Regions from separate parts of the Homo sapiens genome. Here region 1 is linked to region 2. Evidence: read pairs that join two places in POLR2A ChIA-PET (ENCODE). Cell type or tissue: K562. All regions are shown on one strand. Each heading gives the region's core, and the rest is flanking DNA. Links, peaks and the distances in the headings are about the cores only. Region 1 holds the start of BSPH1 (binder of sperm protein homolog 1). Region 2 overlaps PLA2G4C (phospholipase A2 group IVC).

Evidence for each region. Peaks named below come from ENCODE experiments on the same cell type or tissue, not always from the same donor. Only the 100,000 strongest peaks of a DNase experiment are listed, where the experiment ranks them.
Region 1: POLR2A ChIA-PET joins it to region 2 with 10 read pairs; 2 of 35 experiments call an interaction of 5 or more read pairs at or near these places.

What each region holds. Positions count from the first base shown.
Region 1 is chr19:47,985,015-48,000,491 of GRCh38, reverse strand. It overlaps BSPH1 (binder of sperm protein homolog 1), which reads left to right and starts at 8,322. Exons shown (of 6, transcript NM_001128326.2): 1 at 8,322-8,483. The coding sequence starts at 8,411. ELSPBP1 (epididymal sperm binding protein 1) reads right to left here and starts at 5,860. Exons shown (of 7, transcript NM_022142.5): 1 at 5,681-5,860. In K562, for the core only: no CTCF peak of the experiment used is centred there; no DNase peak of the experiment used is centred there; H3K27me3 peaks cover 1,684 bases.
Region 2 is chr19:48,075,171-48,090,647 of GRCh38, reverse strand. PLA2G4C (phospholipase A2 group IVC) reads left to right here. Exons shown (of 17, transcript NM_003706.3): 8 at 231-284; 9 at 1,936-1,962; 10 at 5,536-5,589; 11 at 12,824-12,877. Among named protein-coding and RNA genes, the nearest start is that of PLA2G4C-AS1, 22 kb to the right of the region's middle. In K562, for the core only: no CTCF peak of the experiment used is centred there; no DNase peak of the experiment used is centred there; H3K27me3 peaks cover 1,384 bases.

The sequences.
Region 1 (15,477 bases), core at 4,721-9,720, 90 kb after region 2:
CGAGGAGGGCGAATCACAAGGTCATGAGTTAGAGACCAGCTTGACCAACATAGTGAAACCACGTCTCTACTAAAAATACAAAAATTAGCTGGGCGTGGTGGCACGCACTTGTAATCCCAGCTACTCAGGAGACTGAGGCAGGAGAATTGCTTGAACCCAGGAGGCAGAGGTTGCACTGAGCCAAGATCGTGCCAGTCTTGGCTCACTGCATTACAGCCTGGGCAGAGTGAGACTCCATCTATGGGGGATGGGGGAGGGGGCAGGATTTTTGGGGGGCGGCCGGGGTGGGGGAAGAATGAAATGATACAATGTAAGCAGAGTTCTTGGCACATGCTGAGTGCTCAACAAATAATCATGGTAAACATAGGCTGGGCGTGCGGGCTCAGGCCTGTAATCCCAGCACTTTGGGAGGCCAAGGTGGGAGGATCACTTGTGTTCAGGAGTTCAAGACCAGCTTGTGCAACGTAGTGAGACCCCCTCCTTCTCTACAAAATATTAAAAATTAGTTGAGCAAGATGGTGCACACCTGTAGTCCCAGCTACTCAGGAGGCTGAGGGGGAAGGATCACTTGAGCCCAGGATATTGAGGCTGCAGTGAGCTATGATTGCACCACTGCACTCCAGCCTGAATGACAGAGCGAGACCCCATTTCCTAAAAAAAAAAAAAAAATCACGTATGTGATAAATATTTGTTGTGTTCCTCCTACTATGTGGAGTTGTCGGTAGACTGGACAGGTGAAATTCCTTCTTGCATGAGGCTAATATTTTACTAGGGTGGGAAAGACAAAATACAAATGAGGTTTTCTGACCAGGGTGGTGGCTCACGCCTGTAATCCCAGCACTTTGGGAGGCCGAGGTGGGTGGATCACTTGAGGCCAGGAGTTCAAGACCAGCCTGGCCAACATGTTGAACCCCATCTCTACTAAAAATACAAAAATTAGCCAGGCGTGGTGACACATGCCTGTAATCCCAACTATTCCATAGGCTAAGGCACCAGAATTGTTTGAAGCCAGGAAGTGGAGGTTGCTGTGAGCCGAGATCACACCACTGCATTCCAGCCTGGGTGGCAGAGCGAGACTCTTTCTCAAAAAAAAAAAAAAAAAAAGAAATGAGGCTTTCAGTATGGGGTGGTGACAAGTTCCTGGAAATAGATAATGGTGATGATGGTGCAACATTGTGAATGTGCTTGTCGCCACTAAATTGTGCACTTTAAAATAGTTAAAATCATAATCTTATGTGTATTCTACCACAGTAACCAAAACCAAAATCATTTCAGAATATGAAAAGTGCAATGAAAAAAAATAATAAACAGGGGAATGTAAACAATCATGCCTGACAGATGTCTCCTTTGGTGGTCAGGGAAGGCCTCTCTGAGCAGGTGATGTTTGAACCAAAACCTAGAGTCAGCCACACACAGTGTGAGGAACAAGCATTCCAGGCACAGGGATCAGTGAGGGCAAAGCTGCTGATGTGGGAAACAATGTGACATGTTCTGACGCACAGAAGGGAGGGCCACATGGCTGGACCCTTCATTTTTCCCCTTAGGGTGGGCCTCCCGCATGCGCAGTGCCTCCTTTAGGCTTGGGAAGTGAGCATGCGCGGTGTGTTTACTGGACTTGTACACAAGCTCGTCTGAGACTTTCTTCCCTTTCCAGTGAAATGTCCCCCAAAAGGTTGGACTCTGCATTTTTTTTTTTTTTTTTTTTGAGACGGAGTCTGGCTCTGTCACCCAGGCTGGAATGCAGTGGCGCGATCTCGGCTCACTGCAAGCTCCGCCTCCCGGGTCCACGCCATTCTCCTGCCTCAGCCTCCCGCGTAGCTGGGACTACAGGCGCCCACCACCACGCTCGGCTGATTTTTTTGTATTTTTAGTAAAGACGGGGTTTCACTGTGTTAGCCAGGATGGTCTCGATCTCCTGACCTCGTGATCCGCCCGCCTCGGCCTCCCAAAGTGCTGGGATTACAGGCGTGAGCCACCGCGCCCCGGACTCTGCCATTTTGTCTCTTAATGCGCATGCCCGGGCTCATTAGCCCAATCCCTGAGATTGATTGATTGATTGATTGATTTTTTTTCTTTTTTTTGAGATGGAGTCTCACTCTGTCACTCAGGCTAGAGTGTAGTGGCACGATCTAAGCTCACTGCAACCTCTGTCCCCCGGTTCAAGCGATTCTCCTGCCTCAGCCTCCCGAGTAGCTGGTATTACAGGCGCCTGCCACTGCACCCGGCTAATTTTTGTATTTTTAGTAGAGACGGGGTTTCACCATCTTGGCCAGGCTGATCTTGAACTCCAGACCTCATGATCCACACACCTCAGCCCCCCTAAGTGCTGGGATTACAGGATTGAGCTACCGCGCCCAGGCCATCCTTGAGATTTTACTGGAAGCTGCTGACTACCAATTTTGGAGTAAGTGCAGAGGAACGAAAAGATGGTGACACTAGCAAACCTAGGTCAGAGCCTTGTAGTTCTCAGCAAGACACTGCATCTGTGTTCCCCATGCACATACATGTACAGAGTGTTTTCCTGAGCGGGCATGTGAGAAGCCACTGATATCAATCACCTCTGGAAGTGGGAACCAGGGGTAAATAGGAGACTTCTTTCCAATTAAGTTTTTATCACAGATGTGTGACTTATGTCTTTAAAAACAATTTAATTATGTATATACCTAGAAGAGAAGAGTTGCAATATTCCCAACACAAAGAAATGATAAATGTTGAAAGTAATGGATATCCTAAATACCCTGATTTGATCATTACTGTCTGCATGTATCAAAATATCACATCAGTGGCTCACACCTGTAATCCCAGCACTTTGGGAGGCTGAGGTGGGAGGATCACTTGAGACCAGGAATTTGAGACCAGCCTGGACAACAGAGTGGGACACCATGTCTATTAAATAAATAAATAAGGAAAAGAAAAAAAATCACGCGTACCTCAATAAATATATACAATTGTTGTGTATCAATAAAACATTTTAGAAACAGTAATTATACATGTATATGCACATACATAATGTGTATATACATATACGTGCACATGCCTGTATACATTATAGATGTGTATATATGTATACAGGCATGTGTAATATACACACATCATATGTGCACATATACAGGTATATGCATGCACATATGCTCACATGAAAACATGCAGAGTTAAAATGGTTTTTAAAAAAGATAGAACACCCTGAGTAAAGCAATAGGAGGCAGTTTAAAATCACAAAATGAAAAATCTGCAACAATGAGATGGCTGTCTTAGGAATGGATTAATTTTATGAGGTAGTTATTGACTTACCAAATTTATTGAACATCTATAGAGCAAAGCGCTGTGCCGGGGCCTCTTGGTGTTGGCATTCCAATTCCACTGGCATGCCAGTAATTAAAAACCTGTGTGGATGTTTCAGTGGTGCCTAGCAGAGTGACATTTAATAAGGTACTTCACAGCTTACCCCTCTATAAAATGGGGATGCTAATAAACAGTTCTACTTCATAGAGTTGTTGGGAGGATTGAATTAGATGAAAGATACAAAATGCTTAAGACAATGCGTGCTATAGAGATAACTCACAATAAATGTTGGCCATTAATGATGACGATGATGATGATGATAACATTCATTCACCATGCTAGACCGGCAGTAATTAATTAATTAAGCAAACATTTTGAGAATGTTCTAATTCTCTTCTTTTACTTTTGTTATTTATTGGCTTTCAAACTTTCCTGAAAATATTACCTTCTGAGAAATTTTTTCTCTGCTTAATGATACTCTTCATTGTTAATATTCCCTCATCCATCCATCCATCAACCATCCCTTTACCAACTCTTCTTTCATCATCCATCCATCCACCCATCCACCCATGTATCCTTCCACCCATTCTTACATCCATTCCTCCATCTATCCATCTTTTCATCTATCTTCTTCCATCATCCATACATCCATCCATCAATTCATCCACCCATTCATCCTTCCACCCATTCTTCCATCTGTCTATCAATTCTCCCATCCTTTTGCCCATCTTTCACCAGCCATCTATCTATCCACTCATCTGTCCATTCATTTATCCTTCTATTCATCCATTATTCATTGAATCCATCCTCTTATCATCCATCCATCAATCATTCATCAAATAAGTATTTAAGAAACCCACCATCCATAAGAAACTGTGTCAAGTACCAAGAGGAACCATACATGATTTCTGCCTTCAACAATCAGAGATAAATCGTTTCATCCATCCTTCAGTTTATTCATCCACTTCTCATCCATCCTTCCATCCATCCATTCTTTCACTGTTCATCCATTCTTCTATCCACCCATCCTTCCTTTCATTCTTTAATCTTCCTTCAATCCACCACCCATCCAATGAGTATTCAAGAACCCTATCATCTATAAGGAAATGTGGTGGGTACCAAGAGGAACCAGATATGATAGCTGTCTTCAAACAGCTATAGATAAGACATTGGCACCAATATCTACCACCCAACATGGAAAATAATGGCAGATACAACTGGTAGTATTAAGGCCCTGATAGGGTGCCCAAGAGGCAGCTTAGCCCACAGCCTCTGCCCTCTCGTTCTCTTAAGCCAAAATAATTTCACAGTGGAGCGGTGAGAAGATAATAGCACCCAACCAACCAGGGTTCAAATCCTACCTCTCCCATGTTTCAACTGGGTGGCCTTGGGAAGGTCATTTCACCTCTCTGAACTCCAAGTCAGTATTCCTATCTGTTTAGTGGAGATAAAACCTAAACTATAGAAGCCATTGTGAATAATTACAGGCACACATGGGGCTGTAAAGTCACTGAAGTATAGTGTACCTTCAAAATAATGAGTCCTTCTGCTTCTCAGCAGCAAATGACCCCAGATCTGAAACAAAACTTCAGTGTAAGCCTTCCCTCCACCTCTAGGCGCACACACACACCTCTTCTATTACATATTTAGGCTGCCTTTGGAGGGAGAAGCAACAGGATCTCAGTAAGCTCTTTTTGAATCTCAACTTTCTTTTTCCTAAAATAGGGAGAGTAAGCCTTACCTTGGAGAAATGGTCCAAACATTGACAGAACCATGAAGATTTTAATCCACTACCAAGAATTTAATAAGTAATTCACCCAGTCTCTTAACAGGTAACTTGTTCCCTTTTCTTCAGTTTCTTCCCTAAGCTTGGGATTCAGGCAACCTTCCTTAGCATTACATCATTCATAGAATCTGGTTTAACCCATTTCTTTGAGTTTATTAACAGAGAAAGGACCTCACCCACAAGACCACCTTCCCTACTTTCTCTGGCTGTCCCCTTCCAGAACCAATATGGCAGCCACCAGCTACTTCTGGTTCTTGAGCACTTGAAATGGGAAAGTTCAAATTGTTCTATGTTGTAAGTGTAAGATACCTATTGATTCTGAAGACAAAGTATAGGGAAAAAATGTAAAGTATCTCATTAATAATTATTTGTATTCATTATGTGTTGAAATGATAATCGTTTAGATATACATGGATTCCACAGAACATGTTATTAAAATAAATTGCACTCTTCTTAGTTTTTTAAAGTGCTTCTGCTATAAAACTTACAATGATTTATGTGGCTCGTATTATATTTCTAGTGCACCATGATGCTCTAGACCTTCCTTCTTTGCTATGGGGGCCCTAAGACCCCACTTGTCACACCCTCCCAAGTTTCCGGGTCAAAATGTACCTTTGAGAGAGTTCTTCTGGGCCCTGGCTCTCTCCACGATCTCTCTTTAAGGTTCTGCTCCCAAGAGCTCTGGATTATCTGGGGATTGGTTGAATGGCTTTGGCCCCAGCCTGTCTGTAGGACACAAAGGCAGCTTCTCAAAGGAGGGTTCTTCATCAGTGGTTACTGTCAGAAGGCAGTCTGGATGAGATCAGCTGTGGTTAATTTATGATGTCTGGAGATAAGCCCATGCATATCCACGAGGCCCATAAAATTCAGTCAAGTGTACACAGAAGGGGCCTTGCGGGGGCTGGGGTCAGGGACAAGAATATCAATGAACAGAGGAGGGAACGTTCCCAGAAATTCAGCTATGAGGAGCTGGAGAGGTTTCAGCTGAACAATGAAAAAGCCCTACTATTTTCTTTTCTTTTCTTTCTTTCTTTTTTTTTTTAGATAGAATTTTGCTCTGTTGCCCAGGCTGGAGTGCAATGGTATGATCTTGGCTTACCACAACCTCCACCTCCCGGGTTCAAGCCTTTCTCCTGCCTCAGCCTCCCAAGTAGCTGGGACCACAGACACATGCCACCACACCCAGCTAATTTTTGTATTTTTTAGGAGAGACAGGGTTTCACCAGGTTGGCCAGGCTAGTGTCAAATTCCTGGCCTCAGGTGATCTACCCACCTTGGCCTCCTAAAGTGCTGGGATTACAGGCATGAGCCACTGCACCCAGTCCACATTAACCTGCTAAGGGATTTTTGGATCTCGTATGGCTAATAATAAAGGGAAACTGATTGAAGAAATACTTGCAGAATGGGAAACTGATGACATGCAATGCAGTGAAGAGTGACATGAAACAAAGATGTTAAAGGGGAGAATGGGTGGCTCCGCAAATGTACAATGTCTTAGCACACTTGGTCTTCATAAAGTATCAATAATAATAGCAAAAAGGCAGTGTGCCAGAGACCACCCATTATGTTGTAGAATATAATCAAGATCTGTAAAAGATGTTCAAACAAGAAGGAAAGAGGTGCCAGGCACAGTGGCTCATGCCTGTAATCCCAGCACTTTGGGAGGCCGAGGCCGGTGGATCACCTGAGGTCAGGAATTCAAGACCAGCCTGGCCAACATGGTGAAACCCCATCTCTGCTGGGGTCTGCTGGCACACCCCAGCACACCCCAAAAATAAAATTTTTGTATTTTTGTAAAAATACAAAAATTAGCTGGGTCTGCTGGCACACGCCTCTGGTCCCAGCTGCTTGGGAGGCTGAGGCAGGAGAATCGCTTGAACTCAGGAGGTGGAGGTTTCAGTGAGCCAAGATCACGCTACCGCACTCCAGCCTGGGAAACAGAGTGAGACTCCATGTAAAAAAAAAAAAAAAAGAAAAGAAAGAAAAAAAAAGAAAAGAAAAAAGAAATGTTAGAAATAAGTGAAGGCAACAGTCATTTCCAAAAACTAGGATTCCTCAAAGGTATTTTTAAAGTCTTGGATAGGCTTTTATTTCATAAGAGTTTCTAATTTGATAGTTGCTGACATTTTTGACAGTTTAGTTGGGGGGAGGGCTTTCTTTTGACACTTTTTTCCAAAGGAGATTCCATCTTACTGAGAAAAAAAAATGGAGATGAAAAGATAGCCCGTTTTCCACAATTTTTTTCTGAGACAGGGTCTCACTCTGTTGCCCAGGCTAGAGTGCAGTGGTGCGATGATAGCTCCTGGCAGCCTCAAACTCCTGGGCTCAAACGATCCTCCTACCTCAACCTCCCAAAGTGCTGGGACAACAGGCACATGCCACCATGCTCGGCTAATTCGTCAATTTTTTTTTTGTAGAGATGGGGGGTCTCATTATGTTTCCCAGGCTGGTCTCAAACTCCTGGTTGCAAACGATCCTCCTACCTCAACCTCCCAAAGTGCTGGGACAACAGGCACATGCCACCATGCTCGGCTAATTCGTCAATTTTTTTTTTGTAGAGATGGGGGGTCTCATTATGTTTCCCAGGCTGGTCTCAAACTCCTGGTTGCAAACGATCCCCCTACCTTAACCTCCCAAAGCACTGGGATTGCAGACGTGAGCCGCTGTGCCCAGCCCCTCTTCTAAGAATAGTAACTAAGGGCCAGGCGTGGTGGCTCACGCCTGTAATCCCAGCACTTTGGGAGGCCAAGGCAGGTGGATCACCTTGTTTGAGATCAGCCTGACCAACATGGTGAAACTCTGTCTCTACTAAAAATACAAAAATTAGCCAGATGTAGTGGCAGGCTTCTGTAATCCCATTTACTCGGGAGGGTGAGGCAGGAGAATCGCTCGAACCTATGAGTCGGAGGTTGCAGTGAGCCAAGATTGCACCATTGCACTACAGCCTAGGCAACAAGAGCAAAATTCTGTCTCAAAAAAAAAAGGAACAGTAACTAAGAACACGTTGGGTTTCAGAATTCAGGATTAATCTGATTTTTCTTTTTTAAATACTTTTATTTATTTATTTATTTATTTCATAGTTGGAAATGTAGGTGTCCATAAGGCTGCACCACTTGTTCCTCAGAACTTCAAAGCCATCTGCAGCCCATTAGGTTAATCACCAAGGGCCTCCAGAGAACAGTGGCCCACACTGAAGGTTTGTGGAGCATCAACAAAGGTGCTTATATTAGGGAAGCAAACCTGCTTTTCCAAGAAGCCTCCCTGGGCCTCTCCAGGGGATTCTTGAGCCCTGGCTGACAAAGACCAGGAAGATCTGAGATACCGGGAAGCCTGTGACTGCCCATGGGCTCCCTGATGCTTCTCTTCGTGGAAACGACGCGAAATTCCTCAGCTTGCATCTTCCCTGTTATTTTAAGTATTTCTTTTTCTATATTTCTTCCTATGCAAGGTAGATAGCTTAACTTTGGAGCAGAGTGAGAGCAAGGAAGGAGGGAGAAGGTGGGGATGAAAGATGAAAGAAGAGGAGGAAGGGGAAGAGGGGAAGGAGGAGGAAGGAGAAGAGGCAGGGAAGGAGGTGGAAGAGGGAAGAGGAGGAAGAGAGGAAGGAGGAGGAGGGGAGAAAGAGGGAAAGGGGGGAGAAGGGGGGAGGAGGTGAAGAAGGAAGAGGAGGAGGGAGAGAAGGAGGGGAATGAGGGAGAGTAGGAAGAAGGAGGAGGAGAGGAGGAGGGGAGAAAGAGAAGGAAGAGGAGGAGGGGGAGGAGGAGCAGACGGAGGAGGAGGGGAAGGAGGAGGAGGAGGGAAGAGGAGGAAGAGGGGGAGGAGGAGGAGGGGGAGACAGAGGGGAAAGAGAGGGAGGAGGAGGATGACCGGGAGGAGGGGAAGAAAGAAGAAAAGGAGGAGGGGAGGAAAAGGAGGGGGAGGAGGAGGAGAAGGAAGAGAAGAAGAAGGAGGAGGAAAGGAAGGAGGAGGAGGAGAGGAGAAGGAGAAGGGAGAAAAAGAATGAGGAGGAGGAGAAGGTGAAAAAGGAGAGGGACAAGGAAGAAGTGGGGAGGAGGGAAAGAGAGGAGGGACAGGGAGGGGAAGTGGTTGTGGTTAGTTCCAGGGGCTATAAAATCTTGGACATCAGCTGGTCGACCACGAGTGTCTGACAGGAGCATGGCCCGGCACATGGGGCTCCTGCTGGTTTGGGTCTGCCTGATTCGCGGTGTGGTCGGTGGTGTGGTCGGCGCTGTATTTAACGTTCTGGAAGAAGGTGAGGAGACAGGTGACCCTGGCTGGGACGGAGTCCTGCACATCGGCTGCTGTATGTAATCAAATCCCAGTCGCCATGGAGGGCAACAGTCTCCCTTGCTTTAGGTACCTTAAGAAAGAAAAAGATACTCTCCCTTCCATGTCAGAAACACAATCCATAGGTAAAGATTTTTTAAAAAATAAGAAAGTTCGGCTAATAAAATAATGAAAGACTAAGAATGTAAATTGGAAAATCCTAGTGACATGTTACTTGAAAACCATGTGTCTCCTCCCTTCATGCTAGGAGATTTTAAATGCCTCCTGCAGAGGTTTTGAAAATGAGACTAATTTTCATAAAGTCGATTTTATTCCTTTTCCAAAGTCGTGTTGCCTGTAACAATTATGAAGCGAAATAGAAAAATAAGAAGGGAATTCACTATGGATGCATCTGACAACGTTTGATGAGGACTAAGCATAGTTTCAAAAACAATTTTTTATGGAATGACCAAGAAGAATGATCTTGCAGATATTTCTTTTAAGTATTCTTCAGGACATCTTTGCATTAAAAAAAAATAACACTGCTTGCTATTTTTTTTTAAAGAACAGAAAAGAAAATATACTCCCAATGTAACTATGACCACTGCTTTCTTATCCACTAGAATTATTTTATACTTACTGAAAAATAACACTGTACTTGGCCACAGGTTTTTTTTTTAAATCAGACATCATGTTTGTAGATACATAAAAAGGAATATAGATAAGTGGAAAAAGGCAAATTAAGACGATCCTAAAGCTTCTCCGCTGTCAATGTCTGGTCTCCTAATTTATGGATGTCATATTTTTCCACATAATACTTGTGCTATTCAGAGCCTTACTGATGAAGCATTTCTTTTAATAATGCATCAGAGAATAAAAACTCATGGGCCCCGGGCTCGTTAGCCTGTATTTTAAATGATGTGGTGCTAGTCTACTTTTGATCTGCAGAACTGTTGCCTATTCACTATCTCCCTCTCTCTCCCTTGCAAGCATCTGCCTCCTGGACTTATTGTCTCTTTTTTTTTTTTTTTTTTTTTTTGAGATGGAGTCTTGCTCTGTCACCCAGACTGGAGTGCTGTGGCATGATCTCGGCTCACCGCAACCTCAGCCTCCCAGATTCGAGCAATTCTCCTGCCTCAGCCTCCCGAGTAGCTGGGACTAAAGGCACGTGCCACCATGCCCAGCTAATTTTTGTATTTTTAGTAGAGACCAGGTTCCACCATGTTGGCCAGGCTGGTCTCGAACTCCTGATCTTCGGTGATTCACCCACCTCAGCCTCCCAAAGTGCTGGGATTATAGGCAGGAGCCACCGCACACAGCCTATTGTCTCTTAAGAGTTTCTTTTGAGCTACTGAGTAGCAAACTGCAAGTTTTTGATGCTGGTCGAATTCAATACAGACAATAACAGCTGGGTCCCCACAGCAATCCGGCTTGCAGATAATAAGATGTCGTCACAAATAAGCGGAAGGTGGGAACTCATAGACATCTAGGGCTCAAAGTCTTGCTGGAGGCCATAGGCTAAGCTTCGTTGGAACCCAGAGATGCTGGAGGGAAATCTGGACTCCTGAGCTTGCCAGGAGCAGTCAAGTGGGACAGAGGAGGTGAAGGGAGTCCCAGTTCTTGATGAGTGGGGATGTATGAGAGCTCTCAGCTATGGTTCCTCCTCATCCTCATCAGAGGAGCACTACATTTTGGTGTTTTAGAAGCAGTGACAGACTGGGTGCGGTGGCTCACACCTGTAATCCCAGCACTTTGGGAGGCCGAGGCGGGCGGATCACAAGGTCAGGAGTTCAAGACCAGCCTGGCCAACATGGTGAAACCCCGTCTCTACTAAAAATACAACAATTAGCCGGGCATGGTGGCAGGTGCCTATAATCCCAGCTACTCAGGAGGCTGAGGCAGGAGAATCACTTGAACCCAAGAGGCGGAGGTTGCAGTGACCTGAGATCATGCCATTGCACTCCAGCCTGGGCAACAAGAGCAAGACTCCATCTCAAAATAATAATAATAATAATAATAATAATAATAATAATAATAATAATAATAAAACGGTGACTTGATAGGTTTGCTGGATGCACAGATGCAGAGACTAAATAGCATGAGCATCTCCACTCATGAGCATGTGATATGCACCCCCACCTCTTCCCACTAGTGCACGATCTAGTGGGAAGACAGAAGAGGAAACAGACCATGTGTATGGCACATGCTAAATCAGCTATACGCCTAGCCTGAAAAAGAAAAAATAATTGAATTGGCAAGACTTCACAAAGGACTTGATTGAGTGATCTTGTTCCAGGGCTAGGAATTTGCCATGTCCAACATGTAATTACTATTCCAACTTGATGGGTTGCCTAAGGGATTACATGGGAGTGGGGTCCCTTGCGGGGAGAACTGTCCAGGTGTGTAGACCCGGACATGCTTCGTGCACCCAGAACTCTGGGGTTTTCACTTTTGCCAGTTCAGGCTTTGGTGCGGTAGGACTGCCCACCAACCGATCGTTTGATGTCAACAAACGTTTGTGCTAAAATGTGAATCTTGCATTGCAAGAGCCATTATTATTTAAAGAGGATGAGGAGGAACCATGGCTAAGAGCTCTCATGCACCCCCACTCACCAAGAACTGAAGGCTCCTCTCGCCTCCTCTGTCCCACTCAACTCTGCTCCTGGCAAGCTCAGGAGACCAGTTTTCCCTCCAGCATCTCCGGGTTCCAACCAAGCTTAGCCTGTGGCCTCAAGCAAGACTTTGAGTCCTGGATGTCTGTGAGTTCCCACATCTGAAACAGGAGGATCGTGATTCTTGCTGACTCCCAGGGTTGCTGGAAGATTAAATGGGTTAGCATGCGTGACGCTCAGAACAGAACTGTTATCATTAAGTCATTATTACTACTATTATAGTACCAAAAGTACTATTACAGTATTAAAGAGGCAGGATAAGGGTTTGGATTTAGTAGTCGATACTCACAGAGTGAGTTTAACTACTTTAAACTTCTCATACAAGTGGAATCGTGCAATATTTGTCCTTCTGTGAATGGTTTGGTTCACTTAGCATAATGTCCTCCAGGTTCATCCATGTTACTGAAAACGGCAGGATTTTCTCTTTTTTTAATTTTTAAAATTTTTCTGATTTTGTAATTTTTATTTTTATTTTATTTTATTTGTTTTTGAGACAAGGGCTCACTCTGTCACCCAGGCTGGAGTGCAGTGGTGTGATCTCAGCACACTGCAACCTCCGCCTCCCGGGACTGAAGTAATTAATCCTCCAACTCAGCCTCCCAGTACGGGAACCACAGGAGCACACCACCATGCCCAGCTAATTTTTTTGTAATTTTGGTAGAGATAAGATTTCGCCAAGTTGCCCAGGCAGGTCTCAAACTCCTGAGCTCAAGCGATCTGCCCACCTCCGCCTTCCAAAGTGCTGTGAGCCACCACACCCAGCCCTGCCTAAAGGTTCTTTGATCAAGGTTGTTTTGACCTAAGGGCAGGATCAATAGTAAAGACAAGCTCTGGCCATGCATAGTTCAAGGTGGGAGGATTGCTTGAGCCCAGGAATTCGAGACCAGCCTGGGAAACATAGTGGGACCTAGTCTCTACAGCAACTTTTGAAAATTAGCCAGCTATGGTAGTGTGTGCCTGTAGTTCCAGCTACTTGGGAGGCTGAGGCAAGAGAATCACTTGAGCCTGGGAAGTCAAGCCTGCAGTGAGCTATGACAGCGCCACTGTACTCCAACCTGGGTGACAGAGTGAGATTCTGTCTCCAAAAAAAAAAAAAAAAAGTAAGTACTAAGTACATGTAGTACGTGTTCTTACACAAAGAACAGTAGATAAAATAGAAATTGTAGGGACATTCCGAGGACGGGGTTAATCAGAAACCAACACGGCGAATTAGCACCCAAGACAGAGGTGTTTTAGCCTCCACAAACTGGATTGTCTAGTGACACTCAAATTCTTCGTCTTCATCCTCACTGTCTGGGGTTGCATTGCATAGTGTCCTTCCAGAATTCATGTTTACCAGAGATCTGTGAATATGACTGTATTTGAAATAGGTCCTTGCAGATGTCGGTAATTAAGATGTAGTCACAATGGATACGGGTTGGCCCTAATCCAATGACTGGTATCTTTATAAGAAGAGGAAACAGACACACACAGGGAAGACAAGCACGCATAGTCACAAGAAAAGATTAAAGTGATGCTGCCACAAGTCACAGAATGCCACAGCTTGCCAGCAGCCACCAAAAGCAAGGAGAGAGGCATGGAATAGTTTCTGCCTCTGAGCTCCTAAGAAGGAACCAACCCTGGCATTTTGGCCTTCTGGCCTCCAGATCTGTGAGACAATAAATGTCTATTGCTCTAGACCAAACAGTCTATGGTACTTTGTCTAGATTTTTTTTATTTTTATTTTATTTTATTTTATTTTTAGATAGGGTCTCATTCTGTCACCCAGGCTGGAGTGCAGTGGCACAATCACGGCTCACTGCAGTCTTGACCTCCCAGGCTCAAGTGATCCTCTTGCCTCAGCCTCCCAAGTAGCTGGGACTACAGGTGCACGCCACCATGCCCAGCTAATTTTTGTGTCTTTATTTATTGCAGAGATGGGGTCTTGCTATGTTGCCCAGGCTGGTCTCGAACTCCTGGGTTCAAGCAGTCCTCCTGGCTCAGCCTCCAAAAGTGCTGGGATTACAAGCGTAAATCACCATGCCTGACCAGTAAAATTCTACAGCACAAAACCAAGGAAGAAGCAATCACAGAGGCCACGCGGCTCTCCTGTCTGGGGGATGAGCCTCCCATGGTTTGGTACCCAAGGACCCCAACTCCTCCCCATTCATTGTTATTGCTCTTCACCAGTGCTCTTCCAGGCCTTCTGACATTCTCTAGATTCGTAAGTTTTGTCTTCTATCTTGTGCTGTATTCCATTGAACATAGAATGGAACAGCAAGTGCAGCACTTTGGGAAGACTCCTGACCCAGCTCTTGAACCCAAACAAGAATCTTGGCCAAGTTAGGATCGTAGGACTACCATGTAGCAGGCTACAGCAATTCCCCACGATAGGGAGGCCACTGCAGCTTTTTTTCCCTAGTCTGTTCGACCAGCTTCCCCAGACTCCTCCCTCCTCTGGGGCTCCGTAGCTTGGAAGAATAAAGTCTGATAAACTATATCCTCCTGCGGGCAACTGCAAGAATGCCAATATATGCTGTTGACGATGCTGAAATTCACTGCTCATCCTCTGGAAAAGTGATCGGGTTCAGGGGACTTCATAAGCTCCTGAACACATTTCACATGCTTTCATTTTATTTACATTCACTTATTCTTTTCCTTTTTTTTTTTTCTAGACAAAGTCTTGCCCTGTCACTCAGGCTGGAGTGTAGTGGTGTGATCTCAGCTCACTGCAACCTCCACGTCCCAGGTTCAAGTGATTCTCCTGCCTCAGCTGCCTCAGTAGCTGGGATTATAGGCGCACACCACCATGCCCAGCTAATTTTTGTATTTTTAGTAGAGACAGGGTTTCACCATGTTGGCCAGGCTGGTCTCGAACTCCTGACCTCAGGTGATCTGCCCGCCTCGGCCTCCCATAGTGCTGGGATTACAGGTGTGAGCCACCATGCCGGGCCTACTTACTCTTTTTCTAATGTGCTTCCTCTCTTTATATCTCTGAAGAACTTTTAACATTTCTTTCAAGGCAGGTTTTCTGGTAGCAAATTCCCTCAATGTTTGTTTGTCTGAGAATCTTTGTCTTTCTTTCTCCTTCACTTCTGAAGAATAATTTTGCAGGGTACAGAATTCTAGATTGAAGACTTTTTTTTCTCTCAACACTGTAAATGCTTCATTCTTATCTTCATGGTTTCTGGAAAGAAGTTGGACATAATTCTTATCTTTGCTTCTCTGTAGGTAAGGTATTTTTCCCCCTCTGGCTTCTTTCAAAAGATTTTTCTTTTAAAAAATTTTATTTTAGATGCAGGAGGTACATGTGCAGATTTGTTACATGAGTATGTTGCATAAATGGTGAGGTTTGGGATTCAATTGAAGCCATTACCCAAATAATGAACATAGTGCCCAGTAGGCAGTTTTCTTTTTCTTTTTCTTTCTTTTTTTTTTTTTTTCAGACAGAGTCTTGTATTGCCCAGACTGGAGTGCAGTGGTGCGATCTTG
Region 2 (15,477 bases), core at 5,254-10,253:
TTCGTGAGGACAAGGACTTTATCTGTCTTGTTTACTGCTCTATTCCAACAGCCAGAAGAGTGCCGGGTGCCCACTAATTGCTTCATAAATATTTATGGAATGGAAGAAAGATCTTTCTTCCTGCTGCAGATCCCTGCAGTGCTTTATGCCAGTCTGCTGGTGCTTTGAATATCAAACATGACAGTCACGTGATGGAGAATGTTTGAATTTTATTGCTCTTTTCTTGGCAGGTTTATGGGGAAGTGCTCTTGGTAACACTGAAGTCATTAGGGAATACATTTTTGGTGAGTATTTGGGGAACAGAAAGGTCAAACCCTAGAGATATTTTATGCAAGGAGATTCACAGTACTTTTCCTACTCATGGCAGAAGAGAGACCTGTGTGTAATTGTTCTAGCAACTGCTTTTCCTGACATTTATTCTCATATAATTGGGCAGCCAGGATGACCACAGAGTGGATGAGAGTACAGACTCCCTTGGAAGGAATGTTGCTCTGGTACATGTAAGCTTTGTGACCTCCGAAAAGTTACTTAACCTCTCTGTGCCTCGGTTTCTGCCTCTGTGCCATGCGGGTGATAATAACAGTAGTTATGAATATTTGATGAGTTAATTCATTGAAAGCTTGTAGGACAGTGCCTGGTAGATAACGGCACTCAGTAAACATTAGCAATCATTACCTGGTCCCTCATTTAACATTTAACCCCTTTAATACCCTAAGAGGCAGACGCTTTTGTCCCTTCCATTTTGCTGAGATCCACCAAGTCGTGGGAAGGATGCGTGACTCACCCACACTGCTGGTCAGTGAGTGCAGACGCGGGGATCTATAGGAGAACTGGGTGGTGGATCTCTAGGGGAATAGTGTGGTGGTTCTGATCCAAAGCCTGTCTGCCTGGATCCACATCCCGGCTCTGCTTCTCCTGCACTGCTCACTCTGGAAAGCTGCTTAAATTCTCTGTGACCCAATTTCCCCTTCCTAAAATGGAGACAATAGTACGTAGTCGCAGTCTCGTATATTTGATGTGGGGTTTAAATGACCTCATGTATGTAAAATGCTTAGAGCCAAGCCTGACACATGGGAGTGTTTCATTACATGTTAATCTTATTTTTAGGATCATTACTGAGTTCACACCCTAAACCACTCGTCATTCATTTAATGTATATTCATGGGACCTCCTGTGTGCCAGGCACTGTCCTAGTTCTTACACTTTGACTTTTTTTGTTGTTTGTTTTTTTGAGACAGAGTTTTGCTCTGTTGCCCAGGCTGGAGTGCAGTGGTATGATCTCAGTTCACTGCAACCTCCACCTCCCAGGCTTAAGCAACTCTCCTCCCGAGTAACTGGGACTACAGGCGCGCACCACCGTGCCTGGCTAATTTTTGTATTTTTGGTAGAGACAGGATTTCACCATGTTGGCCAGGCTGGTCTTGAACTCCTGACCTCAAGTGATTCACTGCCTCAGCCTCCCAGTGTGCTAGGATTACAGGCATAAACCACCACGCCCGGGCTGATGTTGTTCTTTGACATTGGTGTTCACCATAGCTTGGTTAAAAACAAAACTAAAAAGGGAATCTATCTATATCCAACCTCCAAATGGCTAACTAAAGGTGTGAGATGGGTCTGAGTGTTACTTCTCCAGTGGGTCTGCTAAGCTTTCTCTCTAAAAAACAAAAACAAAATTCCTGATATGTAGTGTTTGCCAATTCCTGTGGTGTAAATGTTCCCACCGTGGCCAACTTCAGGCTACCAACATGAGGTCACTGAGCACAGAGTTGGAAGAGAGGTGCAAAATTGGCTCTCGAGAGCCATTGGCTGCCATTGGAGCCCATGGCTGCCATTTCTATTAATGAAATATCCCTGCAGGTCATCTGTATTTTTTATATTATAACTAGGGACTTTGTTGTACAGATAAACATTCCTCCTGCTTCTACTCTTTTGCAGACCAGTTAAGGAATCTGACCCTGAAAGGTAAGCATCCTACTTCATCATGAATCCCTGATGATAATGGGGACCGCACACTTGCTTGAGGCCAGCCATTGTCCTAGGAACATTACATGTATGATTCATTTGGTGCCCATTTGAATTCTTTATCTGGTATTTCAAAGATTTCATCTTGATTTGGATCTGTTGCTGGAGAGGTAGTGTGATCTTTTGGGGGTGCTGTAGAACCATGTTTTGTCATATTACCAAAGTTACTTTTCTGATTCCTTCTCATTTGAGTAGACTATTTCTTTTAATTATTCTTGAATTTATGTTGGATTTGACTGTGTTTTTTTTTTCTTTTTTCCGCTTAAGGATGTGACTTTAATGTCCCTAGCTAATTATAGCCTAATTTGGTCCTTGGTGCTTTCAGGGGTGAAGATTGTAAGAGTTCCTTGGATATAGGGAGTCTTCGTGTGATGGCTTTCTCATATGCTGGTTGTAGAAGCGATGTGCTCACTGTGTGAGCAAGTTCACTGTTGCCTACAGGGCTGGAATGGTAGAAGACTCTTGAAGCTTAACTCATTCCCCACAAGGCATGCAATTTTTTCCCCAGTATTTTATTGACTGGTTTGATGGTTCAGGCTTCAGGTCTGTAGGGGAGTGCATAGGAAGTGATTGTGGCCAAAACATGTGAGTAAATGCAACACCCAATGGTGAGCAAAGGTCCCAGCCTTGACAGAGGTGGCTGGAGGAGCTCTCAGTGAGTTGCATCGAGATTTTTTTTTTTTTTTTTTGAGACAGAGTTTGGCTCTTGTTGCCCAGGCTGGAATACAATGGCATGATCTCAGCTCACCCCACAACCTCCGCCTCCCAGGTTCAAGGAATTCTCCTGCCGCAGCCTCCTGAGTAGCTGGGATTGCAGGCACTTGCCACCATGCCCAGCTAATTTTGTATTTTTAGTAGAGATGGGGTTTCTCCGTGTTGGTCAGGCTGGTCTCGATCTCCCAACCTCAGGTGATCCGCCCACCTCGGCCTCCCAAAGTGCTGGGATTACAGCCGTGAGCCACCATGCCTGGCTGTGCACCGTGGTCTTATCAGGCAGAAGGGTTGGAGCCACCTCAGCTCCCCTGCCAGGTCAGCCAGAAAGCCATCCATCTCTCAGACACACTCGTGATCCAGTGCTCCAGCTATTCAGATCAGACGGGCACCTCTTTTCATCTGTAGGAATGTTGGTGTTCTGAGTAGAGAGGAACTGTGAATCTGTCTCTTATGCAAGCCTAAACCTAGAGGGGCTCCTCCTGTGGGGATGCAGTCGCCCTGATATGTTCCAGAAAGGCTGTCTATAGTTGTACCCATGCTGAGCTCCCATGGGAGAAACCCCAACTGTGCCTGTGGCAGTGGAAGAGAGGGGAAAGACATCCCCTTATCCAAGACCCTTCATGCACACCAGGGCTGTCTGATGGTTGGGTTAGAGCTGTGGGCTTTCCGTGCTGAGCCCAGCACTGAAACTGTGTCCCTGCTGAAAGAAACTTCCCACCAGCAGAAAGATCTGATTTTCAAGTCCTGCTGTCCAGATTCTTTTGTCCCATGGGGTGTTCCCTTGATGTGGTGCACTCCCCATTCCCCTAGGATAGGAGTCACTGAGCACCAGACTACAGTGAGTGTTATTGTTCCTCTGGGTCTAGCCACCCAGTGAAGCTGCCACACTTCAGGCTGGTTCTTGGGAATGTCTCCAAGGAATCCGGTAATGTCCCCTGTCCTCGAGACTCCCAGCAATGGGAAGCAGCACCAGCTCTAATGGGGGTGGCAGGAGAGAGACACAGGCTCTGTGAGATTCCTTGCTGATGGACAGCCTTAGTAGGTTGGCTTCCTTGAATGCTAGTTATAGTAGTAATGAACTGATCATGTGGACAGACTCAGGACCTCCTGGTTAGCCAGAGTGGTGCATGCAGTGGTGATAGCTGAGGACATAGAGCCATTTTCTCCTTCCTGGGCCCAGTGTTATCCTACCAGGAGATGCTGTCATGGACTGTGTTGGTTGGCCTCCACCCAGCAGGTGGAGCACCAGCTGCAGTAGTAGCAGTGGGATATTCACTTGCCCTATGTTGCCCAGGGTGGCTACTCTTGTTTCTCAGGCAATGGGCAGAGCCACAGAGTTCCCAAAAGTTTCCGTCCTTTGTATTAAAGCCACCAGGGCGGGTGGCAGGGCAAAGCCAGGTGTGGGCTGGGTCAGGCAGTTTTGTGCTCTAACTCTCCCTGTGCAGGGCAAGCAGCAGCTCCTGTGGGTATCAGGGGGTGGGGGTGGTTTTCAGACCCATGTGCTGATAATCCAGAGAGGAATGTTTCTGCCTCTGCTGCACAGAAGAGTTTGTGTAGGGAGTGGGGAGTGGCAGGTGGCAGTAAGCCCCACGCGGATCCCACACACTTGGCGAGGCAGATCCCCTCCCACCCTGTTCCACTGGCAGTGGTGAGCTAAGTTCCAGGCAGCCTGTGCTCAGAACTTGCAAATGCCCCCAAGTCATAAGCTTTCCCTGCAGAGATAGCAACCACTGCTCTCAGGCCATGCCCCTCCCCATCTATCCCACCTAGCCATGTGCCAGGGTCCTGCACACGTGTCTGCAGCTTGCTTTTCATTCACCCCATGTGGGTGGAGAAGTTCACCTCCACCCACAGTTATCTCATGAAACCCAGCTGGGGGCTTCTTTCAACCTGCGACCACCCACCTGAACTTTTTGGCTGACCACTGCAGGGTGCCCTGTGAGGAACAATAAGGAATGGCTTCCCTGGGTCCATACTGGGATCTGGGAGTGCATGCAGGGTTCTTCCCACAGCTCCTACTTATATTCCACGAACCTCCCCAAGTCATATCCTGCACTGAATAGGGTTAAGGCCTTACCCCAGAGACTGGACTTTCAGGCTCCCTGGTGTGGTGGGGGCGTGTGTCCTGCAAACAGTCTTTCCCCATCTCACACCCTGGGGACTCGCAGCCCTTCACTTGAGTCACAGTATAGGCTGCAGCCCGTCACTTCCTTCAAAGGGACTGTGGATTCCTTCAGATTTCCTGTCTAATTCCTGAATCACTTCTTGAAAAAAAAGTTCACAGTGTGAATCTCTACACAGTGTTTTGTCCTTCCAAGTGGGAGGGGTATGCCAGCAATGCCTCTAATCCAACATGTTTGCTGTCCTGCTCTTTCATAGTAGGACAGCTAGGACTTTCCAGAAGTGCCCCCATAAATCTGCATGGGCCAGAGCTTGACCTCCCTCTAGCTGCAAGGGAGGCTGGGAAATATTTGCCCTTCCTGCCTGTGGGCTGAGAAACGTTGGCATGGAAGGGAGCTTGAAATGGCCTTGGGGTAGCCAGTCTACAGTGCCCGGCTGGCTCCACCCATAGAAGGTTCCTGAGGACAAATCTGTCTTGTTTACTGCTCTATTCCAACAGTCAGAAGAGTGCCGGGTGCCCACTGATTGCTTCATAAATATTTATGGAATGGAAGAATGATCTTTCTTCCTGCTGCAGATCCCTGCAGTGCTTTATGCCAGTCTGCTGGTGCTTTGAATATCAAACATGACAGTCATGTGATGGAGAATGTTTGAATTTTATTGCTATTTTCTTGGCAGGTTTATGGAGAAGGGCTGTTGCTAATGCTAAAAGCATTGGACACCTTATTTTTGGTGAGTATTTGGGGAACAGAAAGGTCAAAGCCTAGAGATATTTTATGCAAGGAGATTCACAGTACTTTTCCTGCATGTGGCAGAAAAGAGGCCTGTGTATAATGGTTCTAACAACCACATTTCCTGACATTTATTCTCATACACTGAACATTGATTATGGGCAGCCAGGAAGACCACAGAGTGGATGAGAGTACAGACACCCTTGGAAGGAATGTTGCTGTGGTACATGTGAGCTTTGTGACCTCTGAAAAGTTACCTAACCTCTCTGTGCCTCAGTTTCTGCCTCTGTGCCATGTGGGTGATAATAATAGTAGTTATGAGGATTAAATGAGTTAATTCATCAAAAGCACATAGGACAGTGTCTGGTAGATAAAGGCACTCAGTAAACATTAGCAATCTGGCTGGATGCAGTGGCTGACACCCGTAATCGCAACACTTGGGAGGCTAAGGCGGGCGGATCATTTGAGGCCAGGAGTTCAGGTTTCTGATCCTGGCCAACAGGTGTGTGGAGCTGGTGCCTGCTACTTCCAGGCCTGGCTACAAAAGGCCTTCTGTGGCTCTCCAGCTCTCTCCTCTCATGGAACAGACAAGGAGACCTTGTGCCAAGAGGAGAAGCTCTTAAACCCAGGAGGCGGAGGTTGCAGTGAGCTGAGATCACACCATTGCACTCCAGCCTGGGCAACAAGATGCAAGCAGCCTGGCCCGGCGCAGTGGCTCATGCCTGTAATCCCAGCACTTTGGGAGGCCCAGGCGGACAGATCACTTGAGGTCAGGGGTTCGAGTGCAAGCTGGGTAACATGGTGAAAATGCGTCTCTACTAAAAATACAAAAATTAGCCAAGTATGGTGGTGCACGCCTGTGATCCCAGCTACTCAGGAGGTTGAGGCACAAGAATCGCTTGAAACCAGGAGGCAAAGGCTGCAGTGAGCTAAGATCACACCACTACAGTCCAGTCTGGGCAACAGAGCAAGACTCCATCACACACACACACACACACACACACACACACACACACACAAAATTGGCATTCGTTACCTGTTCATCATTTAACCCTTTGAATGACCTGAAGAAGTGGATGCTGTTGTCCCCTCCATTTTGCTGAGAGCCACCGGGTCATGGAAAGGATGCGTGACTCACCTATGTAACTGGTTGGTGAGTGCAGACACAGGGATCTATAGGGGAATCGTATGGTGGTTCTGATCCAAAGCCTGTCTGCCTGAATCCACATCCCAGCTCCACCTCTCATGCGTTAGTGACCCTAGAAAGCTGCTTAAATTCTCTGTGAAAAAAATTAAAAAATAAAGAAATGAGGGGCCGGGCGCAGTGGCTCACACCTGTAATCTCAGCACTTTGGGAGGCTGAGGTGGGCAGATCACCTGAGGTCAGGAGTTTGAGACCAGCCTGACCAACGTGGAGAAACCCCATCTCTACTAAAAATACAAAATTAGCCGGGCGTGGTGGTACATGCCTGTAATCCCAGCTACACGGGAAGCTGAGGCAGGAGAATCGCTTGAACCCAGGAGGTGGAGGTTGCAGTGAGCTGAGATCACACCATTGCACTCCAGCCTGGGCAACAAGAGTGAAACACAGTCTCAAAAAAAAAAAAAGAAAAAAGAAAAAGAAAAAGAAAAAAAAGAAATGAAACAAACAAAAAAAAAAAAAAAAAGAAAAGAAAATCAACAACAACAACAAAATTCTCTGTGACCCAATTTCTCCTTTGTAAAATGGATACAATAGTGCATAGCCCCAATCTTGTATATTTATATCAAATAAATGTAAATATACATCAAATATACAAGATTGGGACTATGTACTATTTGATGTGGGGTTTAAATGACCTCATGTATGTAAAGTACTTAGAGCAAAGCTTGACACATGGGAGTGTCCTCTTAAATGTCAATATTATTTTTATTATGTCTTGTATTGTTAGAAAAAGCAAGCCAGGGCCAGGCGCGGTGGCTCACGCCTGTAATCCCAGCACTTTGTGGGGGCCGAGGCGGGTGGATCACCAGGTCAGGAGATCGAGACCATCCTGGCTAACATGGTGAAACTCCGTCTCTACTAAAAAATACAAAAAATTAGCCGGGCGTAGTGGCGGGCGCCTGTAGTCCCAGCTACTCGGGAGGCTGAGGCAGGAGAATGGCGTGAACCTGGGAGGCAGAGTTTGCGGTGAGCCAAGATCGAGCCACTGCACTCCAGCCTGGGCGACAGAGCGAGACTCCGTCTCAAAAAAAAAAAAAAAAGAAAGAAAGAAAAAGCAAGCCGGGCACAGTGGCTCACGCCTGTAATCCCAGCACTTTGGGAGGTTGAGGTGGGTGGATCACTTGAGGTCAGGAGTCCGAGACCAGCCCAGCCAACATGGTGAAACCTCGTTTCTACTAAAAATATAAAAATTAACTGGGCATGGTGGCGGGCGCCTGTAACCCCAGCTACTCGGGAGGCTGAAGCAGGGGAATTGCTCGAACCCGGGAGGCAGGGGTTGCAGTGAGCCGAGATCGCACCACTATACTCCAGGCTGGGCAACAGATCGAGACTGTGTCTCAAAAAAAAAAAAAAAAAAAAGAAAGAAAGAAAGAAAAAGAAAAAAAAGCAGACAAAATTTATTTATTGACAATTCAAAAATTTGAAAAAGATGAAGCAGAAGCTTGACCTAACCGACGTGTATCAGGACTTAGCTTTCTATCGCATTTTCAGCACATGTGGAAAAATTGAATTTTGATTTGGTCTCAAGTAAAAAGTTATAACATGTACAATATTTTAATTATAAGGATCAACACTGCTACTATTAGGTAATAATATTTTTAAATATTAAGATTTTTTTGTTTTTTTTTGAATTTTTACTTCAATAGCTTTTGGGGTACAAGTGGTTTCTGTTACACGATGAATTATGTAGTAGTAAATTCTGAGACTGTAGTCCACCCATCAGTGTATGTTTTAGAGTATGTTGCATTCAATATGTAGTTTTTTGGTTTTGTTTTTTGTGACAGTCTCACTCTGTTGCCCAGGCTGGAGTGCAGTAGCAAGATCTCGTCTCACTGCAACCTCTGTATCCTGGGTTCAAGTGCTTCTCCTGCCTCAGCCTCCCTAGTAGGTGGAATTACAGGCACGTACCACCATGCCCGGCTAATTTTTATATTTTTAGTAGAGATGAGGTTTTGCCATGTTGGTCAGGCTGGTCTCGAACTTCTGAGCTCAAGCAATCTGCCCGCCTCAGCCTCCCAAAGTGCTGGGATTACAGGCATGAGCCACCACACCTGGCCCCAATGTGTAGTGTTTTTTTGTTTTTGTTCTTGTTTTTTGAGACGGAATTTCACTCTTGTTGCCCAGGCTGGAGTGCAATGGAGCGATCTCTGCTCACCGCAACCTCCACCTCCTGGGTTCAAGCCATTCTCCTGCCTCAACCTCCCGAGTAGCTGGGATTACAGGCATGCACCACCATGCCTGGCTAATTTTGTATTTTTTTAGTACAGACAGGGTTTCTCCATGTTGCTCAGACTGGTCTCGAACTCCTGACCTCAGGTGATCCACCTGCCTCGGCCTCCCAAAGTGCCGGGATTACAGGCATGACCCACCACTCCTGGCCCCAATGTGTAGTTTTTTATCCCCACCTCCCTACCCTCCTCTTTCTGAATCTCTGAAGTCCGTTATGCCACTCTGTATGCCTTTGCGTACCCATAGCTTAGCTCCCACTTATAAGTGAGAACATATGGTTTTTGGTTTTACATTCCTGAGTTACTTTACTTAGAATGATGGCCTCCATCCAAGTTTCTGCAAAAGACATTATTTTATTCTTTTTTATGGCTGAGTCATATTCCATGGTGTTTATATACCACATATTCTGTATCCACTCATTTGTCAATGGGCACTTAGGTGGGTTCATATCTTTTTTTTTTTTTGAGACAGTCTCACTCTGTCACCCAAGCTGGAGTGCAGTGGCGCGATCTCGGCTCACCGCAAGCTCCGCCTCCCAGGTTCACGCCATTCTCCTGGCCCAGCCTCCTGAGTAGCTGGGACTACAGGCACCCACCACTGCGCCCAGCTAATTTTTTTTTTTTTTTTTTTTTTGTATTTTTAGTAGAGACCGGTGTTAGCCAGGATAGTCTCGATCTCCTGACCTCATGATCCACCCGCCTCAGCCTCCCAAAGTGCTGGGATTACAGGCATGAGCCACCATGCTCGGCTGGTTCCATATCTTTCAATTGTGAATTGTGCTGCTATAAACATACATGTGCATGTGTCTTTTTTTTTTTTTTTTGAGGCAGAGTCTCGCTCTGTTGCCCAGGCTGGAATGCAGTGGTGCAATCTCACTGCAACCTCCAACTCGTGGGTTCAAGTGATTCTCCTGCCTCAGCCTCCCAAGTAGCTGGGACTACAGATGTGCACCACCGCATCCAGCTAATTTTTGTATTTTTAGTAGAGATGGGGTTTCACCATGTTGGCCAGGCTGGTCTTGAACGCCTGACCTCGAGTGATCTCCCCTCCTCAGCCTCCCAAAGTGTTGGGATTACAGGCGTGAGCCACTGCACCCAGCCCACAAGTGTCTTTTTCATATAATGGCTGCCTTTCCTTTGGGTAGATACCCAGTAGTGGGATTGCTGGATCGAACGGTAGATCTACTTTTAGTTCTCTGAGGACTCTCCATACTGTTTTCCATAGAGGTTGTACTAATTTACATTCCCACCAGCAGTGTGTGAGTGTTCCATTTGCACCGCATCCACACCAACGTCTATGGTTTTTTTTGAATTTTTATCAATGGCCATTCTTGTGGGAGTAAGATGGTATCTCATTGTGGCTTTCATTTGCGTTTCTTTAATGATTAGTGATGCTGACCATTTTTTTCATATGTTTCTTGGCCACTGGAATATCTTCTTTTGAGAAATGTCTATTCATATCATTGGGATGCTTTTCGGTGGGATTATTCGTTTTCTTGCTGATTTCTTTGAGTTCCTTATAGGTTCTGTATAATCGTCTTTTGTGGATGCCTAGTTTGCAAATATTTGCTCGCATTCAGTGGGTTGTGTGTTTACTCTGATAATTACTTCCTTTGCTGTACAGAAGCTTTTTAATTTACTCAGGTCCCATATATTTGTTTATTTTTGAGACGGAGTCTCACTCCATCACCCAGGCTTCAGTGCAGCAGCACGATCTCGGCTCACTGCAATCTCCGCCTCCCAGACTCAAGCAATTCTCCTGCCTCAGCCTCCTGAGTAGCTGGGATTACAGGCATCCAACACCATACCTGGCCAATTTTTGTATTTTTAATAGAGATGGGGTTTCGTCATGTTGGTCTGGAACTCCTGACCTGAAGATCCGCCCAGCTGGGCCTCCCAGAGTGCCAGGATTACAGGCGTGAGCCATCGTTCCCATATATCCATATGTTTATTTTTGTTTTTGTTGCATTTGCTTTTGGGCTCTTGGTCATGAACTCGTTGCCTAAGCCAACATCTAGAAGAGTTTTTTTGATGTTATCTTCTAGAATTTTTATGGTTTCTGGTCTTATATTTAAGTCTTTGATGCAAATTCACATTGAATTTGTGAGTTGATTTTTGTATAAGGTGAGAAATAAGGATCGAGTTTCATTCTCCTACATGTGGCTTGCCAGTTATCCCAGCACCATTTGTTGAATAAGGTGTCCTTTCCCCCACTTTATGTTTTTGTTTGCTTTGTCGAAGATCACTTGGCTATAAGTATTTGGCTTTATTTCTGGGCTCTCTATTCTGTTCCATTGTTCTACATGCCTAATTTTATACCAGTACCGTGCTGTTTTGGTAACTATAGGCTTGTAGTATAATTTGATTGGGTAATGTGATGCCTCCAGATTTGTTCTTTTTGCTTAGTCTTTGCTTTGGCTATGAGGGCTCTTTTTTGGTTCATATGGATTTTGGGATTGTGGCTGGGCATGGTAGCTCACGTCTGTAATCCCAGCACTTTGGGAGGCCAAGGCGGGTGGATCACCTGAGGTCAGGAGTTTGAGACCAGCCTGGCCAACATGGCGAAACCCCATCTCTACTACAAATACAAAAATTAGCCAGGCATGGTGCATGCGCCTGTAATCCCAGCTACTTGGGAGGCTGAGACAGGAGAATCGCTTGAACTTGGGAAGCAGAGGTTGCAGTGAGCCAAAATTGGCCATTGCACTCCAGCCTGGGCAACAGAGCGAGACTAAGTCTCAAAAAAAAAAAAAAAAGGATTTTAGGATTTTTTGTTCTGTGAAAAATGATAGTATTTTGATGGGAATTACACTGGACTTGTAGATTGCTTTTGGCAGTATGGTCATTTTCACAATATTGATTCTACCCATCCATGAGCATGGGATGTGTTTCCATTTGTTTGTGTCATCTATGATTTCTTTCAGCAGTGTTTTGTAGTTTTCCTTGTAGCAGTCTTTCACCTCCTTGGTTAGGTATATTCCTGAGTATTTTATTTTATTTTTTTGCAGCTGTTGTAAAAGGGGTTGAGTTCTTGATTTGAATCTCAGCTTGGTCATTGTTGGTGTATAGCAGTGCTACTGTTTGTGTACATTGATTTTGTATCCTGAAACTCTACTGAATTCATTCATCAGACCTAGGAGCTTTTTGGATGAGTCTTTAGGGTTTTCTAGGTGTACAATCATATCATCAGTGAACACTAACAGTTTGACTTCCTCTTTACTGGTTTGGATACCCTTCATTTCTTTCTCTTGTCTGATGGCTGTGGCTAGGACTTCCAGTACTATGTTGAATACAAGTGATAAGAGTGGGCATTCTTGTCTTATTGCAGTTCTCAGGGGGAATGCTTTAAACTTTTCCCTGTTCAGTGTAATGTTGGCTGTGGGTTTGTCATAGATGGCTTTTATTACATTGAAGTATGTCTCTTGTATACCGATTTTGTTGAGGGCTTTAATCATAAAGGGATGTGGGATTTTGTGAAATGCTTCTGCATCTCCTATGATTTTTGTTTTTAATTCTGTTTCTGTGATATATCACATTTGTTGACTTGCATATGTTAAGCCATCCCTGCATTCCTAGTATGAAACCCACTTGATCACATCATGGCAAATTTCAAGCTACCAACATGAGGTCAGCGAGCACAGAGTTGGAAGACGGGTACAAAATTAGCTCTCCAGAACCCGTATCAACAGACTCCAACCCATGGCTGCCATTTCTATTAAAGAGACGTCGCTGCAGGTAATCTGTATTTTCTATAACTAGTGACTTTACAGTTAAACATTCCCCCTGCCTCTGCTCTTTTGCAGCCCGATTACTGAGGCTGCAAGAAAGTTCACAAGGGGAACATCCTCCCCCAGAAGGTAAGCATCCTACTTTGCCATGAATCCCTAATGATAGTGTGGACTGCACACTGGCTTGAAGCCAGCCATTGTCCTAAAAACTTTACGTGTCTGATTCATGTGGTGCTCCTTTGGGAATGGAGAGGAGCATGGACTCTCCCAGGTGCCTGAGGCCACGCAGCCAGGAGGGGCAGGATCGGAGTTCAAACTGACACTCTGTGAAAAATGATAGTATTTTGATAGGAATTACACTGGACTTGTAGATTGCTTTTGGCAGTATGGTCATTTTCACAATATTGATTCTACCCATCCATGAGCATGGGATGTGTTTCCATTTGTTTGTGTCATCTATGATTTCTTTCAGCAGTGTTTTGTAGTTTTCCTTGTAGCAGTCTTTCACCTCCTTGGTTAGGTATATTCCTGAGTACTTTATTTTATTTTTTTGCAGCTGTTGTAAAAGGGGTTGAGTTCTTGATTTGAATCTCAGCTTGGTCATTGTTGGTGTATAGCAGTGCTACTGATTTGTGTACATTGATTTTGTATCCTGAAACTCTACTGAATTCATTCATTAGACCTAGGAGCTTTTTGGATGAGTCTAACCATAGGATCCATGTACATAGTCGTCAGATATACCCTAGGTATGCCTAGGATCCAAGTGTCAGAGGCAGAAAATGGGAACAGCCTGAGGCAATTAGCAAATTGAGAGGAAAAATACTTCCCAAAACTACATAGGTTGGGAGTCATGAAGGAATCAGACTTGACCCATGGTGGGAGTACGGAGAACAAGAACAAAGTATCAGATGAATTCTGTATGGAGAAGTTAGATTATATTATGGAGGAGACTATATTTGTTCAGGAGAGGCTATGCTGCGCAAAGAAACCACAAATTGCTATAGCTTAAGACACAAAGGGTTTATATTTTGCTTACCCAAAAAGCGATATGGGTTGAGTGTTCCTCCAGGGCAACTTGGCTCCATGTGGGGACTTAGGCATCCAAGCTGTTTGCGTCTTTTTTTTCCTTTCCTTTTCTTTTTTCTTTTTTTTTTTTGGAGACAGAGTCTAGCCGTGTCACCCAGGCTAGAGTGCAGTGGCATAATCTCAGCTCACTGCAACCTCTGCCTTCCAGGTTCAAGCTATTCTCCTGCCCCAGACTCCTGAATAGCTGGGATTACAGGCAACTGCCACCACACCTGGCTAATTTTTGTATTTTTAGTAGAGACGAGTTTTCACTACATTACCCAGGCTACTCTCGAACTCCTGACCTCAAGTGATCTGCCTGCCTGGGCCTCCCAAAGTGCTGGGATTACAGGTGTGAGCCACCGCGCTGGGCCAAGCTGCTTGCATCTCGTTGCTTCTCCTCTTGGCACAAGGTCTCCTTGTCTGTTCCATGAGAGGAGAGAGCTGGAGTGCCACAGAAGGCCTTTTGTAGCCAGGCCTGGAAGTATTGGGCACCAGCTCCACACACCTCCTGTTGGCCAGGATCAGTCACATGGCCCCAACCTAACTACAGCAGAGGCTGACAAAGATGGTCTTCCTTCCAGTTGTGGAAGATGCAAGTGTGGCTTTTTCACAGGTCAACAGTCAGGTACAGAGTGAAGGTAGGTCCTGAGCACAGCCCTTCATCCACTTCATGCCTCCCTCCCTGTTTTAGTTGTGAAGGCTGCCAGAACAAAGTGCCATACATAGGCTGGCTGGCTTAGCAACAACAGAGATTAATTTCTCAGTTCTGGAGGCTGGAAGCCCAAGATCAGAGTACCAGTAGGGTTGGATTCTGGGGAACCCTCTTCTGGGTTGCAGAGAGCCAACTTCTTGCCACATGGCGGGCTTTAATGTTGTTTTTTGACATCAGCATTCACCATATGCTGGTTATAGACAAGTCTGGAAGGAGAATCTATCTCCAACCTGCAAATGGCTAACTAATGTTGTGGGATGGTAGGCTGGTGATTGTACCACTGCACTCCAGCCTGGTGACAGAGCGACAACCTGTCTCAACAACAACAACAACAAAAAAGAAATGGCAACCCCAAGGTGATGGTATTAAGAGATGGGGCCTTTGGGAGGTGTTGAGACCATGAGGGTGGAGCCCTCTTGATTTGGATTAATCCCTTATAAAAGAAGCCTCAGAGAGCTCACTCCAAGGAATGCGGTGAAGGTTGAAGTGTAGAATTTATGCAAAATGCCAAGATGAGCCTGGCAGGTGACGTTCTCAGCAAACGTGAGCAGAGCTATTATCAGTGTGTGTGTGTGAGAGAGAGAGAGTTGAACATCATCTAATTCATGAGTGTGGATAAAAATAAGAGGGGATGCCAGGCATGATAGCTCAATGCCTGTAATCCCAGCACTTTGGGAGGCTGAGGGGGGTGGATCACTTGAGGTCAGGAGTTCGAGACCAGCCTGGCCAACATGGTAAAACCCCATCAGTACTAAAAATACAAAAATTAGCCGGGCCTGGTGGTGGTGCGTGCCTGTAGTCCCAGATACTCCAGAGGCTGAGCCAGGGGAATTTCTTGAAACTGGGAGGCAGAGGTTGCAGTGAGCTGAGATTGCCCCATTGCACTCCAGCCTGGGCAACAGAGCAATACTCTGTCTCAAATAAATAAATAAATAAATAAATAAATAAA